3 separate regions of the Homo sapiens genome follow, and all the other regions are linked to region 2. A link is a loop called in an ENCODE intact Hi-C map of the cell type or tissue named here. Cell type or tissue: sigmoid colon. All regions are shown on one strand. Each heading gives the region's core, and the rest is flanking DNA. Links, peaks and the distances in the headings are about the cores only. Region 1 has its middle 11 kb from the start of PRXL2C. Region 2 overlaps HSD17B3 (hydroxysteroid 17-beta dehydrogenase 3). Region 3 overlaps SLC35D2-HSD17B3 (SLC35D2-HSD17B3 readthrough).

Region 1 (6,700 bases), core at 1,699-6,698, 430 kb after region 2:
AAAAAAAAAAAAAAGAAAGAAAGAAAAAAAGAAAAATGCCAGCTGTAGGGAACCTGACCTACTGGGCTGGTTCTCGGTCTCCCACTCCCTCTTTCCAGCCTCACTCTGGCTGACTCGTAAACAGGACAGATGTAAACTCATGATTTGGTAGTATACGCATTTTGCTACATTGCCTGGGGAACACAGAAATCCAGCCTGCTAAGAAAGGAAGAAGAGCAAAGCACACATGAAGAGTCCCTGAAGGAGAAAGATTCCCAATGCAGCAGAGTCTTTGCTTCCAGTCCATTACTGAGCCCTGGCTGCATCTCTGCCTCTGGTTCTGTGAGTCACCTTTAAATGCTGATAACAAATTTCCCTCTTTGACTTTAAGTTGATTTTATGCTGTTCTCCTACTTGTAACCAAGTGTTTTAACTAACTGCAGATTTTTTTTTTTTTTTTTGAGACGAGTCTCGCTCTTTGGCCCAGACCGGACTGCAGTGGCGCTATCTCCACTCACTGCAGGCTCCGCCTCCCCGGTTCCCGCTATTCTCTTGCCTCAGCCTCCCGAGTAGCTGGGACCACAGGCGCCAGCCACCGCTCCCGGCTAATTTATTTATTTATTTTTTTGTATTTTTTAGTTGAGACGAGGTTTCACCGTGTTAGCCAGGATGGTCTCCATCTCCTGACCCCGTGATCCGCCCGCCTCCGCCTCCCAAAGTGCTGGGATTACAGGCGTGAGCCACCGCGCCCGGCCCTAACTGCAGAAATTATACTGATTCTATGGATAATGGTGACTTTGGTCCCCTAGAGCTCAAGGAGATCCTGTCGTATACATTGTTCTCCGTAACCCCAGCACCTATGACTGAGTTCCTCCTGAAGATACCTGATACGTTAGGACAAAGTGAAGTCACCACTTGCTATCTCTTCTGTTTGTTGTTGAAAATAAACATCTAGAAATGGCTTAAAAGTGAAATGAAACCCAATAGTGCATGAATTTTTGTGAACTATCCTGGCAGGTCAGAAAAAAATGAATTAGAATTCTCATTATATTTCATACATCAGATTGGCTCTTTAAATAAGACAAAAAGCAAATTATAAAGAATCATTTTTTTATCTAGAAGAACTGGCAAATATTGTACAAATAAAGGATTTTATTGGAGAAGTCACAAGAGGCATATACTGGGTGGTACTGCTTGTATACATTATAAATAGGAGGACCTAAACTTTTTTAAATTTTTTATTTTATTTTATTTTTTGAGGTGGACTGCTCTGTCACCCAGGCTGGAGTGCAGTGGCACAATTTTGGCTCATTGCAACCTCTGCCTCCTGGGCTCAAGCGATTCTCCTGCCTCAGCCTCTGGAGTAGCTGGGACTACAGGTGCCTGCCACCACTCCTGGCTAATTTTTGTATTTTTAGTAGAGATGGGATTTCACTATGTTAGCCAGGCTGGCCTCGAACTCCTGACCTCAGGTGATCCACCCACCTCAGCCTCCCAAAGTGCTGGGATTACAGTCATGAGCCACCATGCCCAGACTTTATTTAAATTTTATTTTATTTTCAACTGAGGGGATCATGTGCATGTTTGTTGCACAGGTACATTGTGTACTGGTGGAGACTGGTCTTCTAGTAAACCCATTACCCAAATAGTGAACAGTGGACCTGATAAGTGATTTTTCAGCCCTTGATCCCCGCCCACTTTCCCTGCTTTTGGAGTCCCAGTGTCTATTATTCCCATCTTTATGTCCATGTGTACCCGTTGTTTAGCTCACTTATAAGTTTCTACTTACACTTTAGCTCCCTTGTAAGTTTAAGCTCACTAAGTATAAGTAAGAACACATGCAGTATTTGATTTTGTTTGAGTTGATTTACTTAGGATGATGGCCTCCAGCTCCACCAATATTGTTGCAAAGGACATGGTTTTATTCTTTTTTTGTGGCTGCTTTATTTTTATTTTATTTACTTTTAGAGATAGGGTCTCGCCCTGTCACCTAGGCTGGAGTGCAGTGATGTGATCATTGCTCACTGCAGCCTCAGACTCCTGGGCTCAAGTGATCCTCCCACCTCAGCCTCCCAAGTAGCTGAGACTATAGGTGTGCACCATCATGCCTGGCTAATTTTTTATTTTATTTGTAGAAATGGAGTCTCACTCTATTGCCCAGGTTGGTCTTGAACTTCAGGCTTCAAGCAGTCCTCTCACCCTGGCATCCCGAAGCACTGGGATTACAAACATGAGCCACTTCACCTGCCTAATAAGAGGACTTTGGGAGCTCATTTGCACTTTGTTTTCAGTAGGAGAAGGAAATCCAAAAGAGGATTCTTGAGGAGACCTCCTTTCTTAGTTCTGGTGGTCATTCCCATCTTGGCAAACATATAATATTATCAAACATCTTCACTCAGATCTGATAGCAATATGGTAGAGAGCCTGATAGACTCGTTATCCCTGGACAATATGATTCTGACTATCATGTGTACCTCTGTCACCCCAGGCCAGATTCTAGTAATAAACATTTCTCACTGGCACACCTGCTTACCTCTTGAAAACCCTATTTGCTCAGAGTGGTGTGGCTCGCCAGGCTGAACGATCTGCGGTCCTCCTTACCCACCATGAGAAATGCTGAGGCAGGGAAATGTGTTCGGGGCTGACCCCGGGAAGATTGTGATCCTCAGACAGGAAACCTTTTTGAGAAGGGAGATGGGAAGATGAGAACTGAGTACTGGGCTTCAAAGGGAGTTTGTGAGAGTTGGTGCCTGTCCAGTTACATATGCTCTGACAGGAATATTCCAGAATATCCCAGCAATATTCTGGGACTTTGGAGACCACACTAGAGGAGTGAGGCCTTGCCAGGTGAGGCAGAATCTTTAGGGAGCATGGCTGCTGCTGTTAGTTACTGAGAGTGAGCTGGGTCTTTTAGTCTTGGGAGGACGTTCTTCCTAATAGTAAACTGGAGAAGGGATGTGTCAACCTCTCTTTTCCCCCCTTTCTTGGGGCTAGACATTAGGGGTAGAGGTGTCCCCCCAAGAAGTTCCTTGGTGGTGAGGGTAAAGATGGTCCCCTCTGGGCCGGGCGTGGTGGCTCACTCCTATAATCCCAGCACTTTGGGAGGCCAAGGCAGGCGGATCACAAGGTCAGGAGGTCGAGACCATCCTGGCTAACACGGTGAAACCCCCATCTCTACTAAAAATACAAAAAATTAGCCGGGCGTGGTGGCGGGCGCCTGTAGTCCCAGCTACTCGGGAGGCTGAGGCAGGAGAATGGCGTGAACCCAGGAGGCGGAGCTTGCACTGAACCAAGATTGCGCCACTGCACTCCAGCCTGGGCGAGAGCGAGACTCCATCTGAAAAAAAAAAAAAAAGATGGTCCCTTCTGAGAGCACAGCCCTGGAACTAGGACCAGAGGCCTCCTTGTGGTCAGGTGTGAGCTGACGGTGAGAAAACTGACCTATACACCAGATTAACTGGGTTGTGAAAGTCTCAAGATTTATTTTCCTTTCCTTTTCTCAGATTTTAGTAAATCCCCATTTGTAGGTCTCAGCTCAGTTTCAGCTGTGTCACTGGGTTTTCTAAGAAACCAGAGACCTTTCTGTGCATGATTGGAGGAACAGCACCTTCTTGTGGTCAGTTTGAAGGTGGCAGTATTAAACATTTATTTTTATTTATTTATTTATTTTTTTGAGATGGAGTCTCACTCTTGTTGCCCAGGCTGGAGTGCAGTGGTGTGATCTCGGCTCACTGCAACCTCCGCCTCCCGGGTTCAAGCGATTCTCCTGCCTCAGCCTCCTGAGTAGCTGGGATTACAGGTGCCTGCCAACACGACCAGCTAATTTTTGTATTTTTAGTAGAGAGGGGGTTTCGCCATGTTGATCAGGCTGGTCTCGAACTCCTGACCTCGTGATCTGCCTGCCTCAGTCTCCCAAAGTGCTGGGATTATGGGCGTGAACCACCACGCCCGGCCCAACATTTATTAAAGAAGGTATCAGTGCCTTGTGGAGCTGTATAAGACTAGAAGTTTATACCAGGGCTATGGTGTCCATCTTGGCCTGCTGGAAGTAGTAACCGCAGACTCTAAGTGGTTTGAACTCTGATTCTCCACAGCCAAGGCAGCTGGAGCTGGGGTCATCCCATCCAGCACATCCAGGTGGCCACTGGGATTCCCTGCAGGAGTCAAAATTCCCTGCAGCATGGGACATTGAAGGCCAAAGGGCTCCCTCTGGCCTCTGAGGAGAGTAACTGGAGGCCAAACTGAAAGGTTTGCGGGGACCCAGACAGGCCAGTGTAAAATTAGCTCTAATTTATGGGGGTGCCCCAGCACACTGGGCTCACCAGAAAATCCCTGCTACTTTTGCTTTATTTGTTGCTGTGATGACTAAGGTTTGAAGGAGGAAGAAGAACCATCAGGTAAACAAAGCACAGTTGAGGAACTGTGAGAGGGAACTGAGGGCCTGAACTTCACCTGGAGAAAATATCCCAAGCAAACCAAAAGCAGCTTGAGATGGGATGTCGTGAGTGGAGCAATAAAAGAGACAATGGAAACATTTCCCTCCCTTGGAATGGTCAGCAAGCAGGGCTCACAGATGCTGGGCTGCCAGTCGTGGGCAACCCTGCTCTGGTGCACCCCCAGGAAGCACATGAAGCTGAGGGGCCAAGGTCATTCATTCAGCCTTTTAAAGATCTTGCCTTCAGGTAGAGCACAGGAACAGTGGGTAGTATATGAGTGACACCAGACACTGCATTTAACGAATAAAGGGAGGGTAAACACTTCTGCCATCTGTCTCTTCCTATGTTCCAATTCCATTCTTACTCCTTGTTCTGGAGTGGTGTCGTGAGGCTCTCAAGGCACACTCCGACCATGTGCTCTTCCAAGGAATGCCTGCCCAAATGGCTCACTCCTGCCCTGGACATTCGACAAAACCAGTCCTGCTGCCCTGGCTGGGGACTGAGCTGGATTCAAAGGCAGCCCTGTGTCAAGTGATTCTGAGGGGTTGCTTGGGGATAAACCACTGCCCCATAAGAGTGCTCTGCCTGGGAAGCCAGAAAATGGACCCAATCCCATCTCCTAGAACTCTTGGAAAATATAGGTTCTATTTATGGCAAGTACAGGTTCTCCCATAAAGGGCAGGTCATGGGTCAAACAACGATGGTTCATGTTTCCTGCAATGTCTCCTGAATATCTTCACAAAGTACTAATCTGAGTGGCTGCTGAGTTATTTGATTGAATGAATTTTTTTTTTTTTGAGACTGAGTCTCACTTTATTGCCCAAGCTGGAGTGCAATGGCATGATCTCAGCTCACTGCAACCTCTACCTCCCAGGTTCAAGTGATTCTCCTGCCTCAGCCTCCCGAGTAGCTGGGATTACAGGCATGTGCCACCACGTCCAGCTAATTTTTGTATTTTTAGCAGAGATGGAGTTTCACCTCGTTGGCCAGGCTGGCCTCAAACTCCTGACCTCAACTGATCCACTCGCCTCAGCCTCCCAAAGTGTTGGGATTACAGGCGTGAGCCACTGTGCTCGGCCTTGAATGAACTTCTGATGCCTCCTCCCATCCACATGTACTCTGATGTACCATCACCTGAGTGTGACTGTTCCTTACGCATCTAAGAAGCCCAATTAATTCCTGCCAAAGGGGGGAGATTCCCTCCCTGCCAACCCCCGCCACTGCGTGCCGTGTGGTGCCATCTACGCTGAGGGACCATGTTTGAGGGAGGAGGCGCGGAGTCTCCAAGCGCTCTCACTCAAACGCCCGCACAGGGCCCTGAGCTTCCTTTCAGTTTGGTGAAGCTTTGTTCAGTTCTGTTCCTCCTCAAAGATAGGGTATTAACGTCCGATTGCTGTTGCAACAAACTACACAAACTCAGTGGTTTAAAACAACACAAATTTGTTCTTAGAGTTCTGGAGGTCAGAAGTCTGCAATCAGTTTCATTTGGCTAAAGTCCAGGTGTTGGCGGGGCCGGCGCCCCAGGAGCTATGAGGGGAGAATCGATTTTCTTGCTTTTTCAGTTTCTAGTGGCTACCTGCATTCCTCGGTTTGTGACTTCTTCCCTACATCACTACAATGTTTGCTTCCATCATTGTCACATCTCCTACTATTCACTGTGATCTCCTGCCTTCTTTTATAAAGATCTTTGTGATTACAGGCTAGGCGTGGTGGCTCATGCCTGTAATCCCAGCACTTTGGGAGGCCTAGATGGGTGGATCATGAGGTCAGGAGATCGAGACCATCCTGGCTAACACGGTGAAACCCCATCTCTACTAAAAATACAAAAAATTAGCCGGCCTAGTGGCGGGCACCTGTAGTCCCAGCTACTCAGAAGGCTGAGGCAGGAGAATGGCGTGAACCCAGGAGGCGGAGCTTGCAGTGAGCCGAGATTGCGCCACTGCACTCCAGCCTGGGTGACAGAGCGAGACTCCATCTCAAAAAAAAAAAAACTTAGTGATTACCTTGGGTCCACCTGGATAACCCAGGCTAACCTCCCCATCTCAAAATCCTTAACTTAATCACAACTGCAATGTTGGGAACAGGCCCCCAAAATGTGGCCATAAACTGGCCCCAAAACTGGCCATAAACAAAATCTCTGCAGCACTGTGACATGTTCGTTATGGCCATGATGCCCACGCTGGAAGGTTGTGGGTTTACTGGAATGAGGGCAAGGAACACCTGGACCACCCAGGGCAGAAAACCGCTTAAAGGCGTTCTTAAACCACAAACAATAGCATGAGTGA
Region 2 (6,586 bases), core at 1,459-6,458:
GGAACAGAGCTGCCATTCCTGCCCTGGACTCCCTACCTATGGATTTTTATGTAAAAAAGAAATAAACATCCTCATTTCATAAACCACTGCTGAAGTTTCCACTACACAACTATAAGTCCGCAACTGCACTCAAATCTAACCAATGAAATACCTACTTCATGGTGTGCAGTGATGAGTGGACGTGCACATGTGTCTAACATATATTAGCTATTGAAGATAGTAATAACTCATCACTATCATTACAGCCCTCGAGTTACTGTCTTGTTGATTTTCTGCACCCTGCTCTGTTTCTAGCGATAAATAACCCACAGTGGGCTTTAACAAATACTTGTGGGAGTGAGTTGAATATCTCACACTCCAGCTTTTAGTGATAGAAGACATACTGGTCCAAAGGAGAATAATTCAATAGTATAATGGTAATCATTGGCCAGGTAGGATTTAACATAATTCTAAAAGAAAGAATGGTTGGATGAAAACAATGGAATATTGAGATGGGTACCCCCATTAACTGCAGGTCAAGTTTCTCAACATTGGCAATACTGACATTTGGGTCCAGATAATTCTGTGTTGGTTGGGGGTAGGGGCAGTGCTGTGCCCTGTCGGATGTTCCGAAGCATCGCTGGCCTCTATCAATGAGAGATGCCAGCAGCATTCTCCTTCCCTGAGTTGTGACAACCAAAAACGTTGCCAGACATTTTTGCGAAAAATGCAAAATGTCTTCTAGGGGACAAAATCGTTCCCCAGTTGAGAACCACTGCTAAGATGGAGGTGTATATTTATACAACTTTTCTAGAAATCACTTGGTAATAAATATAAAGAGCCTTAAAAATATTTAGACTTTTTGGCCGGGCGTGCTGGCTGACCCCTGTAATCCCAGCATTTTGGGAAGCCACAGCAGGTGGAACACCTGAGGTCAGGAGTTCAAGACCAGCCTGGCCAACATGGTGAAACCCCATCTCTACTAAAAATACAAAAATTAGCCAGTCATGGTGGCAGGCACCTGTAATCCCAGCTTCTCGAGAGGCTGAGGCAGAAAAATTGCTTGAACCCAGGAGGTTGCAGTGAGCCGAAATTGTGCCGTTGCAGTGAGCCGAAATTGTGCCATTGCACTCTACGTCAGGCAACAACAGTGAGATTCTGCCTCAAAAAAAAAAAAAAAATTAAACTTTTTATCCAGGAATCCTACTCTGGGGAAATAATTGGTAATGCACACACAGCAACAATTAAAAGACAAACAACCTCATTTTAAAAATGAATCAAGCATCTGAGTATACATTTCTCCAAAGAATATATACAAATGGCCAATAAACCCATGAAAGATGCTCAAATCATTAGCTGTCAGGGAAATGAAAATGAAAACCATAATGAGATACCACTTCATATACCCACTAGTATAGTTATCACCAAAAAGACAGAAAAAGAACAAGTACTGGTGAGGATATAGAGAACCTGGAACCCTCACCCTCTGCTGGTGATAATGTAAAATGGTTCAGCCACTTTGGAAAAGTGAAGCATTTCCTCAAAAGGTTAAACACAGAGTGACCACATGACCCAGCGATTCTACTCCTAGGTAAATAACCGAGAGAAATGAAAACATATATCTGCACAAAAACTTGTACCAAATGTTTATAGCAGCATTCTTTACAATAGCCAAAAAGTGGAAACCATCTAAATGTCCATCAACTGATGAACTAAGAAATAAAATGTGGTCTATTCATACAATAGAATATTATTCAGCAATAAAAAAGGACTGAAGTACTAATACATGCTACAACATGGATGAACCTTGAAAACATGGTGTTAAGTGGAAAAAGCCAAAAACAGAAATCCACATGTTATATTCGTTACATTAAAAGTCCAGAATACGGCCAGGCCTGGTGGTTCATGCCTGTAATCCCAGCACCTAGGGAGGCTGAGGCAGGCAGATCACCTGAGGTCAGGGGCTCAAGAACAGCCTGGCCAACATGGTGAAATCCTGTCTCTACCAAAAATACAAAAAAATTGGCCGGGCATGGTGGCGCACTCCTGTAATCCCAGCTACTTGGGAGGCTGAGGCAGGAGAATCATTCGAACCCAGGAGGTGGAGGTTGCAGTGAACTGAGATTGCACCATTGCACTCCAGCCTGGGCGACAGAGTGAGACTCCATCTCAATAAATAAATAAATAAATAAATAAAATAAAAGTCCAGAATAAGCAAGTCAATGGAGACAGAAAATACATCAATGGTTACCTAAGGGTGGGGGGTTCGGGTATGGAACGTGGAGTGACTGCTAATGGCTATTGTGTTTCCATGTGGGTGATGAAAATATTCTAAAATTGTTCTAAAGTTGATTGTGATTATGGTTACACAACTCTGTGACTATACTAAAAACAACTGAATTGTATACTTTAAATGGGTGAATCATATAGTATGTGAATTAAAGTATAAAAAGAAGTTGAAACATCACAACAAGAAAATGCACATACAAGGATGGATGTTGTTATAAGGTTTTGTGGGGTTGTTTGTTTGTTTGTTCGTTTTTTGAGACAGGGTCTCACTCTGTTGCTCAGACTGGAGTGACGTGATCTCAGCTCATGCAGCCTCCATTTCCTGGGCTCAAGAGAGATCCTCTAGCCTGAGCCTCCCAGGTAGCTGGGACCACAGGTGTGCACCACCACACCTGGCTAATTTTTTAATTTGTTGTAGAGAAGGGGTCTCACTATGTCTCAGGCTGGTCTCAAATGCCTGGGCTCAAGCAATTATCCTGCCTTGGCCTCCCAAAGTGATGGGATTACAGGTGTGAGCCACTGTGCCCAGCCTATAAGATTTTTAAAATCAGAAAACACCTAGATGCACATAAAAAAGGGATGGTAAAATAAATTATGTTCAGTACTATGAACAAATATTAAGCAAACATTATAAATCATCTTTGGAATAGCTACTATCACGAGGAAATATGCTTTAATCTTAAGAGGAAAGGCAGATATAAAATCTACCCTTAGATTCACAAGCACACACACAAAACACACACATGAAAATTATAAAAGGAAATTCACAATCAGTGAAGAGTGGTTCATTCTGGATGGTGGGATAATGCTGGGATTTTTATTTTCTGATCTTTTTCTGTAGTTTTTCTATTTTCTACACTGTATATCTAATTAGGAAAATGGTTTTTTTTTTGTTTTTTTTGTTTGTTTGTTTGTTTTGTTTTTTTTTTGAGACGGAGTCTCGCTCTGTCGCCCAGGCTGGAGTGCAGTGGCGGGATCTCGGCTCACTGCAAGCTCCGCCTCCCGGGTTCACGCCATTCTCCTGCCTCAGCCTCCCAAGTAGCTGGGACTACAGGCGCCCGCCACTACGCCCGGCTAATGTTTTGTATTTTTAGTAGAGACGGGGTTTCACCGTTTTAGCCGGGATGGTCTCGATCTCCTGACCTCGTGATCCACCCGCCTCGGCCTCCCAAAGTGCTGGGATTATAGGCGTGAGCCACCGCGCCCGGCCGGAAAATGGTTTTTTAAAGATTTTTAAAAGACAGTTTATTTCCACAACTTACTGGAGATTTATAGACTATAAGAGCTGAATAAAAAAGGATAAATCATGTATAAAACCTTCTAATGTTACTGATGAGGTAACCAGAGCCCAAAGAGGCTAAGGGGCTTGGCGCTTCCTCAGTCACCTTGCCAGAGCCTGTGAAACTGAAACAGGTTCTTTCCTCCTCTCGCCTCCTTTTCTTTCTTTCTTAGAGACCCTGCCCCTTACACACACACATGCGCGCGCGCACACACACAAAGCAACTCAAAAAAATTGAGAGATTTATTTCCCCAAATTAGCCTCTGTTCTAACATTTCTACCAGATTAGGTAGGAAAGACCCAACAGCTTCTCTCCCAGAACATTAGAGGGCAGTAGCGAGTCAGGCCCGCCGCACTATAGGATGAACTATAGTGAGGACAATCATCTCTTTTGGCATGAGAAGCACAAGAAACTGATTAAAATTGGCCCTAGACTCTTCAGCTTTCTCTGGTAAGCCCTGGCTTACAGAGTCTTTGAAGTGGGGTGCTCTGGTTCCCATCCACAAGAGCAAGAAAGGGATGACACCCCAGGGAGCCGCCCCAGCAACAGCTGCCAATACTTCTTGGAGCAGCAGCCCATAATCACCTCATTTTCCTGCTCCCAGTGCCATCCGAAAGGGACTCTGCGGCCTTCGGCTTCCTGGGAGGTAGCACAGATGGAAGGCTGCAAGGACGCAGAGGGAACACGTCTATCAAAACGGCCGGCTTCTGATGCTGGGCCCTGGGGTCCCAAGCCCTCCAAAGATAAGAGAATCAGGCGAGAAACAAGAGCCCAGCACTTTTCCGCAGAAACAAAAGGTCAGTGAAACTTGGCAGGCCTCCCTGTTCCTGAATGATTCCCAGAGGATAGTAAATTTGGAAAGTGGTCAGTGTTGAAATCCAGACATATGGGCCTGGCTGCTGAAGCCTGGCTCCCTCCTGTTGCCTCCACAACATGTGAGAGTGAAATATACAGATTTGAGGGCACGGCATTCACCCCTTGCCATTAATTTCGATTAAATAAACTTAGCCCAGACGTAGGGCTCTACTGTTCTGCTTTAGCCAAGGTGTGCGGGAAACGCCAGCTCTGCCACTCACTGGTCAAGTGAACCCACACACATGAGTTAAGTTTTCTCTGCCTCAGTTTCCTCATCTGTAAAATGAAGGCAATACTAATAGTACCTACTTCTTCAGTTGTTATGAGGCTTTACATAGTCCCTGACTACAATTAGTGTTCAATGAATGATAGCTATTATCTACTACTAATGATGATGAGGATAAAGATCTTAAAATATGGAGTTTTTCTGCCCTCATTTCGTAAGAAGTCAGTTCAACGTCTTGGGGCCTTTACTGTTAGGAAATTCTCTCTTACTTTAAGAACCCTCAAGAAGCTTGTTGGACAACCGTGCAAATCAACCTAGGATTATTACACTAGAAAACCCGTATCACACATCTAAAACTTACCTCTAAATATCTGCCCCAGGCCATTTAAGCTGAAGTGTGTCTCTGTTCTTACCTAAGGTGCTGGTTGTAGAAGTTGTTCCTGAAAGGCCAATTCACCAGGGTTTGATTGGAAGGTTCTAGAAACACAGTGTCTACACTTTTATAAGTCGCTCTAGTGCCAGTGGAAAGGCCAAGTAATTCATCCTACTTACACTAAACTTAGGACAAACACTTACACTAAGATGGATGAATGGAGAACACATTTTCTAGAGATGAGCATGACAATATCCACCATTCCATCGGATGCTCTTCCCATGGCAGGTTTTGCATCTTCTCCCATTGAATCTGGGAGGGCTTGGGCACAATACCACGTGACTTCCAGGGGTAAGTCATACAGGACAGTACAGCTTCCTCCCAATTTTCTTTGGGATGCTCATTCTTGGAAGGCAGCCACCATGCTTCGAGGAAGACCAAGCAGCCACTCAGAGAGGCCATGTATAGGGGCTTCATGTGACAGCCCCTGCTGGGGTCCCAGCCAACAACTCCCTCAATCTCCGGACAAGTAAGGATGCAGTCCTTCAGATAATTCTAGACCTAGGGCTGGACACATCACTCCATGTGTCCCCAGCACCCCAAGAGTTGGAGACCCTCAGAAACCTCATTTCTAGTTACCAACTCCTGCATTAGAGCAAGGGTTTTTTAAACATTTTGAGTATCCTATCCTGTTTTTGTTTTTACCAACAATCTTATATAGAACCTCAAATATAAATAAAATAGATAAAGCTGGTGTTGCATTCATTGATGTGGGTCGGGAGGAGACCAGAAACTGGCCTGATGTAACTGTTGCCTGACGTCTTCCTCTGTTCAATGTGAAAGATAAATAAATCTTGGGACCCCAAAATCCCTAAGCCAATGGGACAAGTCAAGCTGGGAGCTGCATCAGGTAAACCTGCCTCCCATTTTATTCCTAAATAAGATGACTACAAAGAAAAAAAGCTACAGACCTCCTTTGCAATTTGCCCACTAAGAAATTCCTTGTGTGTCCCAAGATCTTTACCCTAAAATGGTTCTGTGGAATTTTATCCTGACAATGTAAATTGATCACTTGTCTTCACAGGACGGAGAGAAAGGACAAAACTCAAAGTCATCTCTCTGCTCACCTGAGACAAGTACACATCTGATTGCTTCCTCTGATGTAAAAAAGCAGAGTCACTGAGCTAGACAAGGCATAAGTGACTATTCCTCTACCCCCTCCCACATGTGAATTGTGTATTTGGTGAAAGGCTGATCAAAGACTCAAAAGAATGCAACCGCTTGTCTCTTATCTGCCCATACCTTTGCAAAATTTCTTCCTCTTTCCCCAATATTCTCCCTTTAAATATTGAAGCCTTCAAAATCATCATTGGAGAAAGGCACAAACTTGCCTCCCAGGTGCACGTCCTTAACCTTGGCAAAATAAACTTTCTAAATGATTGAGATCTGTCTCAGACACTTTTGGGTTCACACCAATTTCCTGGGTCTTTCAGGAACCCTGTTTGAGAACAGGTGAGCACTTCAGGACAACAGCACAGATTGGCACCACAACTTTCCCAGAGATATTCAGACTCAAGTAAAGTG
Region 3 (6,844 bases), core at 837-5,836, 85 kb after region 2:
TGTTAGGGGGGTGCGGGAGAGGGAGCATCAGGATAAATAGCTAATGCATGTGGGGCTTAATACCTAGGTGATAGGTTGATAGGTGCAGCAAACCACCAGGGCACACATTTACCTATGTAACAAACCTGCACATCCTGCACATGTATCCCAGAACTTAAAATTACAAATTAAATTTTTAAAAAATAGCATCTTCAACTTAGATGGGATGAGAATTCAGGTGGTCTTCTCCCAGTTGGATCCAATTCCCCAGGAACCGAGAAGAGAATGACCCCTTTTTGGCTATGCCCACCTGAGGCAGAACTTCCACCAAGTCGAGCTGGGAGAAGGAAAAGAGAGGAGTGGGGTCAATTCTCAAATGCCACGGCTGCCTATCGTTCTTACCAAGTGTTAGTAGGTTTACCTGAATCAATGTTTCCTCATTTGCCCTTATAATGTCTGGAGACTGTAATTACTTCTCTTTTTATAGTTTTTGCCAGCTTTGCTTGTTTCACAGAAGAATGAGTCCACAGGACTCCTCACGCTGCCATCTGACCTTTTCATAGACTTTTTCTTTAAAGACAAGGTCTTCCTTTGTCACCCAGGCTGAAGTGCAGTGGTGCAATCATGGCTCACTGCAGCCTCAACCTCCCAAGGTCAAGCTATCCTCCCACCTCAGCCTCCTAAGTAGGTGGGACTACAGGCATGCGCCACCATGCCTGGCTAATGTTTGTACTTTATGGTAGAGATGGTGGTCTCACTGTGTTGCCCAGGCTGTTCTCAAACTCCTGGGTTCAAGCAATCCATCCGCCTGCTTTGGCCTTCCAAAATGCTAGGATTACAGATATGAGCTACTGTGCCCGGCCTTCACAGACTTTTTTTTTTTTTTTTTGAGACGGAGTCTCGCTCTGTTGCCCAGGCTGGAGTGCAGTGGCGCGATCTCAGCTCACTGCAAGCTCTGCCTTGCAGGTTCACACCATTCTCCTGCCTCAGCCTCCCGAGTAGCTGGGACTACAGGTGCCTGCCACCACGCCCAGCTAATTTTTTGTATTTTTAGTAGTGACGGGGTTTCACCATGTTAGCCGGGATGGTCTCCATCTCCTGACCTTGTGATCCACCCGCCTCGGCCTCCCAAAGTGCTGGGATTACAGGTGTGAGCCACCGCACCTGGCTAGATCCTTATTTTTCTTTTATGCCATGGACCACAATGGCAGTCTAGTCACAGCCTCCTTCTTTGAATAATATTTTTAAATGCACAAAATTAAATACATAGAATTATAACGGAAACCAATTACCAAAAACCAGATACACACTATTTTTAATGTGATGTACTGAAAATATGCCTCTTTATGAACATATTAAATAACAAGAACCAATGGAGGGTCTAACAACTAGTAAATGACAAGTAGGGTATAAATGGTTTTTCTGTGAAACCCATAATGCAATATGCAAATATCTTTAATTCTATTGGTAACAAAGTTACAGGTACAGCTAATACTACTGTGGTTTCTCCTACATTCAAATGGAAAGAAATGCTAAATGTTGGTTAGAGGTTAGGGAAAATCCGGATGTATTCTTTCCCTAGCTGTGTGCACCAGCTCACTAAATCTTGTCCATGAACTCCAGGTTAAGAATCCCTACTACTTAAAGGATGGCCCAGGCTGGGCATGGTGGCTCACAACTGTAATCTCAGCACTTTGGGAGGCTGAGGCAGGTGGATCATTTGAGGTCAGGAGTTCAAGACCAGCCTGGCCAACATGGTGAAACCCCATCTCTACTAAAAATACAAAAATTAGCCAGGCATGGTGGCATGTGCCTGTAATCCCAGCTACTCAGGAGGCTGAGGCAGGAGAATCCCTTGAACCCGGGAGGCAGAGATCATGCCACTGCACTCCAGCCTGGGCAAGACAGCAAGACTCCATCTCAAAAAAACAAAAAAAAAAGGGGGGGAAGATGGTCTGGACCAACAGCCTGGGGTGGCTGGTGCTTTTCAAATCCCCTGGGATAAATGCAGGTTCTGATTCAGTGAATGTTCCCTGACAGTCTGCATTTCTAAGAGCCCCCAAGTTACCAATGCCACTTCTGGTGAAGGGACCACAGATTGCAGACAAAAGCCTCAGGGCTTATCCTGGTGACGACTTTGGCCTGGAGGTGCCTTTTTTGTGTGTGTGCCTGAGGGCACAAAAAATATATATTTCACTCTTCTCTAAACTAGGTCCTATTATTTAATCAACCTCAGCTGTGAAAAAGCTCCAATGCTTGAGATATACTTTATATATATATAAAGTATTAAAACAGGCCAGGTGTGGTGGCTCACGCCTGTAATCCCAGCACTTTGGGAGGCCAAGGCAGGTGGATCATGAGGTCAGGAGATCGAGACCATCCTGGCTAACATGGTGAAACCCCGTCTCTACTAAAAATACAAAAAACTAGCCGGGTGTAGTGGCGGGCGCCTGTAGTCCCAGCTACTGGGGAGGCTGAGGCAGGAGAATGGTGTGAAACTGGAAGGCGGAGCTTGTAGTGAGCCGAGATCGCGCCACTGCATTCCAGCCTGGGAGACAGAGCAAGACTCCCTCTCAAAAAAAAAAAAAAGTATTAAAACAGCAAGAAATAGTCCAAGTTAACAAATGGTGTAACTGTTATTTGTAGTACCATGGCAAGAGGTGTGCAAAATATCAAGGTAAGTAAACTAATGTTTGTGTCCCATCCACTAGTGGTTTTTACAATGTTTTTACCAGGAAAAATTATATCTGGAGACCTGGGTCACTGGACCTACATTTTTTCTTCAGCCTCGATGGGGTTTGCAGAGCCTTTCCATACCACTTCTCCACCTCCAGCACCCCCAACTAACCTTAGTTCAAAAGCCTGATTGGAGCTTCCTTCAACCTCCCTCCTCCCTTAAACCCAAGTTCTTTAGCTGTACAGCAAACATTTCAACTTTCAACCCAGCTCCTAGGGCTGCTGGGCTGCTCTTAGGGTGCCCTCTGCTGGCCACACGTGGAAGCAAGTGTAAAAGTCTTAAAACACATCTTTAAGAATTCCAAGAATAAAAATTAAAGATTTTTTTAAAAAATTGGAAGAAAGAAGGAAATTAGTTTTTGTTTGTTTTGCTTAGCATCTTTGGTCTCTGGAATTCAAAAAGTATGTTGATGCAACAGGAGGTAGTTAACAAAAGTTTGGATGGCCAGGTACAGTGGCTCAAGCCTGTAATCCCAGCACTCTGGGAGGCCGAGGAGGGTGGATCACCTGAGGCCAGGAGTTCGAGACCAACCTGACCAACTGGTGAAACCCAGTCGCTACCAAAAATACAAAAAAAAAAAAAAAATAGCCAGGCGTAGTGGCGTACGCCTATGATCCCAGCTACTTGGGAGGGAGGCTGAGACACAAGATCACTTGAACCTAGGAGTTCGAGATTGTAGTGAGCCGAGATCATGCCACTGCACTCCAGACTGGGAGACAGAGCAAGACGTTGTCTCAAAAAAAAAAAAAGTCTGGGAGCTCCAAGTTTACACTCCAGAAGCCTTTTAATTATTTTATCTTACTATTTGTGCTTGTAGACACAGATCTTGCCATATTGCCATGCCCAGCCCTCCAGAAGCCTCTTAAAAGCACATTGAAGGCTGGGCACAGTGGCTCACACCTGTAATCCCTACACTTTAGGAGGCCAGGGTGGGAGAATCACTTGAACTTGGGAGTTCGAGATCAGCCTGGGCAACAGGGCAAGAGTCTGTCTCTACAAAAACTATTTAAAATTAGGCAGGCTAATTTTTTAGTAGTGGTCCCAGCTCCTCGGGAGGCTGAGGTGGGAGGATCGCTTGAGCCTGGAAGATGGAGACTGCAGTGAGCCGAGATCATGCAACTGCACTACAGCCTGGGAGACAGAGTGAGACTCTCTCTCAAAAATAATAATAATAAAATAAATTAAATATAAAAGCGTATTGAAACAGTAAAGAACTCCTACAACTCAACAACAATAAAACAAACAATTTGATTAAGAAATGGGCAATGGACTTGAATAGACATTTATTTAAGAAGATAAATAAATGGCCAACAAGTACATGAAAAAATGCTCAACACCACTAATCGATTAATTAGGGAAATACAAATCAAAACCAAAACACAGCCAGGCAGGTGAGCCTGTAGTCTCAGCTACTCCAGAGGCTGAGGCAGGAGGATCATTTGTGCCCAGGAGTTGCAGACCATCCTGGGCAACATAGTGAGATCCCATCTCTAAAAACAAAATAAAATAAAAATAAATTATTTTTTAAAACATCCATTATGATGGCTACTAGTAAAAATGAAACAGAAAATAACAAATGTTATTGAGGTTGTGGAGAAATTGGAACCCTTGATGGCGGGAATGTAAAATGGTGCAGCCACTATAGAAAACAGCATAGCAGGTCCTCAAAAACCTAAAAATAGAAAGACCACAGGATCCAGCTATTCCACTTCTAGGCATATATCTAAAAAAATTGAAAGCAGAGCCTTGAAGACATATTTGAACACCCATATTAATAGCAGCATTGTTCATAATAGCCAAATGGTGGAAGCAAGCCGAGTGTCCATCAGCAGATGACTGGATAAACAGAATGCGGCAAATCCACACCACACATTCAGACGTAAGGAAGGATGCTCTGCATGCTACAACATGGATGAACCTCGGTGATATGGTGCTAAGTGAATAAACCTGTCACAAAAACTATGTGATTCTACTTATATAAGGTATCTTGAATAGTCAAACTCACAAAGAGAGTAGAATGGGGGTTGCCAGGGGCCGGAGGGATGGGGAAATGGGAGTTCTTGTTTCATGGGTACAGAGTTTCGGTTTTGCAAGATGAAAAAGTTCTAGAGGTAGGTTGCACAATCAGTATGGTTACTCCTACTGGACTGTATACACTTAAAAATGGTTAGGATGGTAAAGTCTGTTATGTATTTTACCACAATTTAAAAAAAAAGTTTTTTTTGAGACAGGGTCTCACCATGTCACTGAGGCTGGAGTGTAGTGGCGTGACCACAGCTCACTGCAGCCTCAACCTCCCAGGCTCAAGCAATCCTCCCACCTCAGCCTCCCCAGTAGCTGGCATCAGAGGTGTGCGCCACCATGCCTGGCTAATTTTTTTGTAGAGATGATGTTTCGGCCATGTTACCCAGGCTGGCCTCAAACTCCTAGGCTCAAGCGATTTTCCCACCTCAGCCTCCCAAAGTGTTGGGATTACAGGCGTGAACCGCCGCACCCAGCCACATAAAAATCCACACGATTCCTTCCTGTGTTGGCCTGCTCCAGATCTGGCTCAGCTTCTCGAAACTCAGAAAGTTGCAGCTTGCAAGGATTTAGAGATCTAGTTGAATTTTACAGATTAAAATACTAGAGGCCACAACGGGCCAAGTGACTTGGGAAAGGTCTCCCGAGTTTAATAGTAGAGACAAGATTAGTTAGTCTGGCTCCTGACTCCCAGACTGTGGCTCTATCCCGCACTCCAGTTCCAGTGGGGACACCCATTCCCACGCAGGGAGGGAAAAGGCACCCTATCCATTTGGGCCTCCTTCCCATACACCAGGGGTTGGCGGTAGGTGAGCATGTGAGGAAATGCACCTGTGGTAAAAGCTCCTGAACAAACCTGGAGGGAGATGAGAAGAAACAAACAGGTGAGCGCTTAAATGCTAACAGGATTGGCCGGGTTCGGTGGCTCACGCCTGTGATCCCAGCACTTTAGGAGGCCAAGGTGGGCAGATCACCTGAGGTCAGGAGTTCAAGACTAGCCTGGCCAACATGAGGCCAAACCTTGTCTCTACTAAAAATACAAAAATTAGCAGGGCGTGGTGGCAGATGCCTGTAATCCCAGCTACTCGGGAGGCTGAAGCAAGAGAATCACTTGAACCCGGGTGGCAGAGGCTGCAGTGAGCCGAGATTGCACCACTGCACTCCAACATGGGGAATAGAGTGAGACTCTGTCTCAAAAAAAAAAAAAAAATAGCTAACAGGATAAAGCCTGAGTATTTTTTTTTTCCCATTGAGTTACTTTGTAGCTTTCCCCAACCTCGAGTCATAAAGGAGTCTGGAATTGTCCCTTCAAGGTGACACATTCTGTTACATTGTGAATGATGGGCACCGTTTTCTGCCTCCAATAATATCACATGATGAGGCATACATAGAAATGATTTTTTATTTACTTTGATGATTAGGGAAAGATACCAACATAGCTTTCATCAAAGCTAACAAATAACTTTACTGGCAGTTAACTAATTTTATTAGACTAAAGACATGTCTGTTTAAACTGAAACAACTGGCCCTTTGCTTTGGCTGGGACCTTGGGAATCACGGCCAAGGTGCTGATCAGAAAAGAGTCACCATTACATCAACCTCCTCCCCAGCACACAGCACAGAGATGCCACGAAGGCCCCATAGGTCCCTAGAAGAGCAGCTGGGGCTCCACCTACCGAGTCCCAGTGGCTTATTTTGAAAAGATTTGCTTTCCACAGGTAAGGTGTCGCCCGAGTACATTTCTTGAGACTGCCATTGGCTCATCCTGCATATGAGGTAGTTCTCTTTGCATTTTGCAGATGCTCTCACTTGCCCAGGGGGTGGATGTCACGAATCCGAAACCTCTGGCTTCACATTCCTACTGGGAATGCCCCCCCAGCCCGCAGTCACAAGTCAGTCTCCAATCCTGCTGCAGACTCTTTAGCTCTTCAAATCCAAACAGATGTTTTCTTCACCCACAGGTTTAGGTTTTAACTGGCTGCTCAGTGTTAAAAAGGAATATCTCAAGCCCCCTGCCATGCTGAAAGGAGAAAAAAAAGTGAAAATAAATGACTGGGAATTTCACAGGGGCTCCAGCAGCAGTTGCTGGCGTTTTTATCAATACAC

What was found. A loop is a pair of places that touch in the nucleus more often than their neighbours do. Peaks named below come from ENCODE experiments on the same cell type or tissue, not always from the same donor. Only the 100,000 strongest peaks of a DNase experiment are listed, where the experiment ranks them.
Region 1: it touches region 2 in a loop (7-fold over the local background); 31 of 110 quality-filtered maps call a loop at or near these places.
Region 3: it touches region 2 in a loop (20-fold over the local background); 90 of 110 quality-filtered maps call a loop at or near these places.

Annotation. Positions count from the first base shown.
Region 1 is chr9:96,663,400-96,670,099 of GRCh38, forward strand. No RefSeq gene overlaps it. Among named protein-coding and RNA genes, the nearest start is that of PRXL2C, 11 kb to the left of the region's middle. RefSeq lists an enhancer at 3,252-3,752. In sigmoid colon, for the core only: CTCF peaks have their summits at 3,595 (motif pointing left) and 3,796; no DNase peak of the experiment used is centred there.
Region 2 is chr9:96,228,727-96,235,312 of GRCh38, forward strand. It overlaps HSD17B3 (hydroxysteroid 17-beta dehydrogenase 3), which reads right to left. Exons shown (of 11, transcript NM_000197.2): 11 at 6,580-6,586. SLC35D2-HSD17B3 (SLC35D2-HSD17B3 readthrough) reads right to left here. Exons shown (of 26, transcript NR_182427.1): 26 at 6,580-6,586. Among named protein-coding and RNA genes, the nearest start is that of HSD17B3-AS1, 14 kb to the right of the region's middle. In sigmoid colon, for the core only: a CTCF peak has its summit at 3,876 (motif pointing right); DNase peaks (open chromatin) are centred at 4,095 and 4,365; H3K27ac peaks cover 760 bases.
Region 3 is chr9:96,314,584-96,321,427 of GRCh38, forward strand. It overlaps SLC35D2-HSD17B3 (SLC35D2-HSD17B3 readthrough), which reads right to left. Exons shown (of 26, transcript NR_182427.1): 12 at 6,415-6,758; 13 at 1-316. It overlaps SLC35D2 (solute carrier family 35 member D2), which reads right to left. Exons shown (of 12, transcript NM_007001.3): 12 at 6,127-6,758. The coding sequence ends at 6,659. Among named protein-coding and RNA genes, the nearest start is that of HSD17B3, 16 kb to the left of the region's middle. In sigmoid colon, for the core only: a CTCF peak has its summit at 2,975 (motif pointing left); a DNase peak (open chromatin) is centred at 2,938.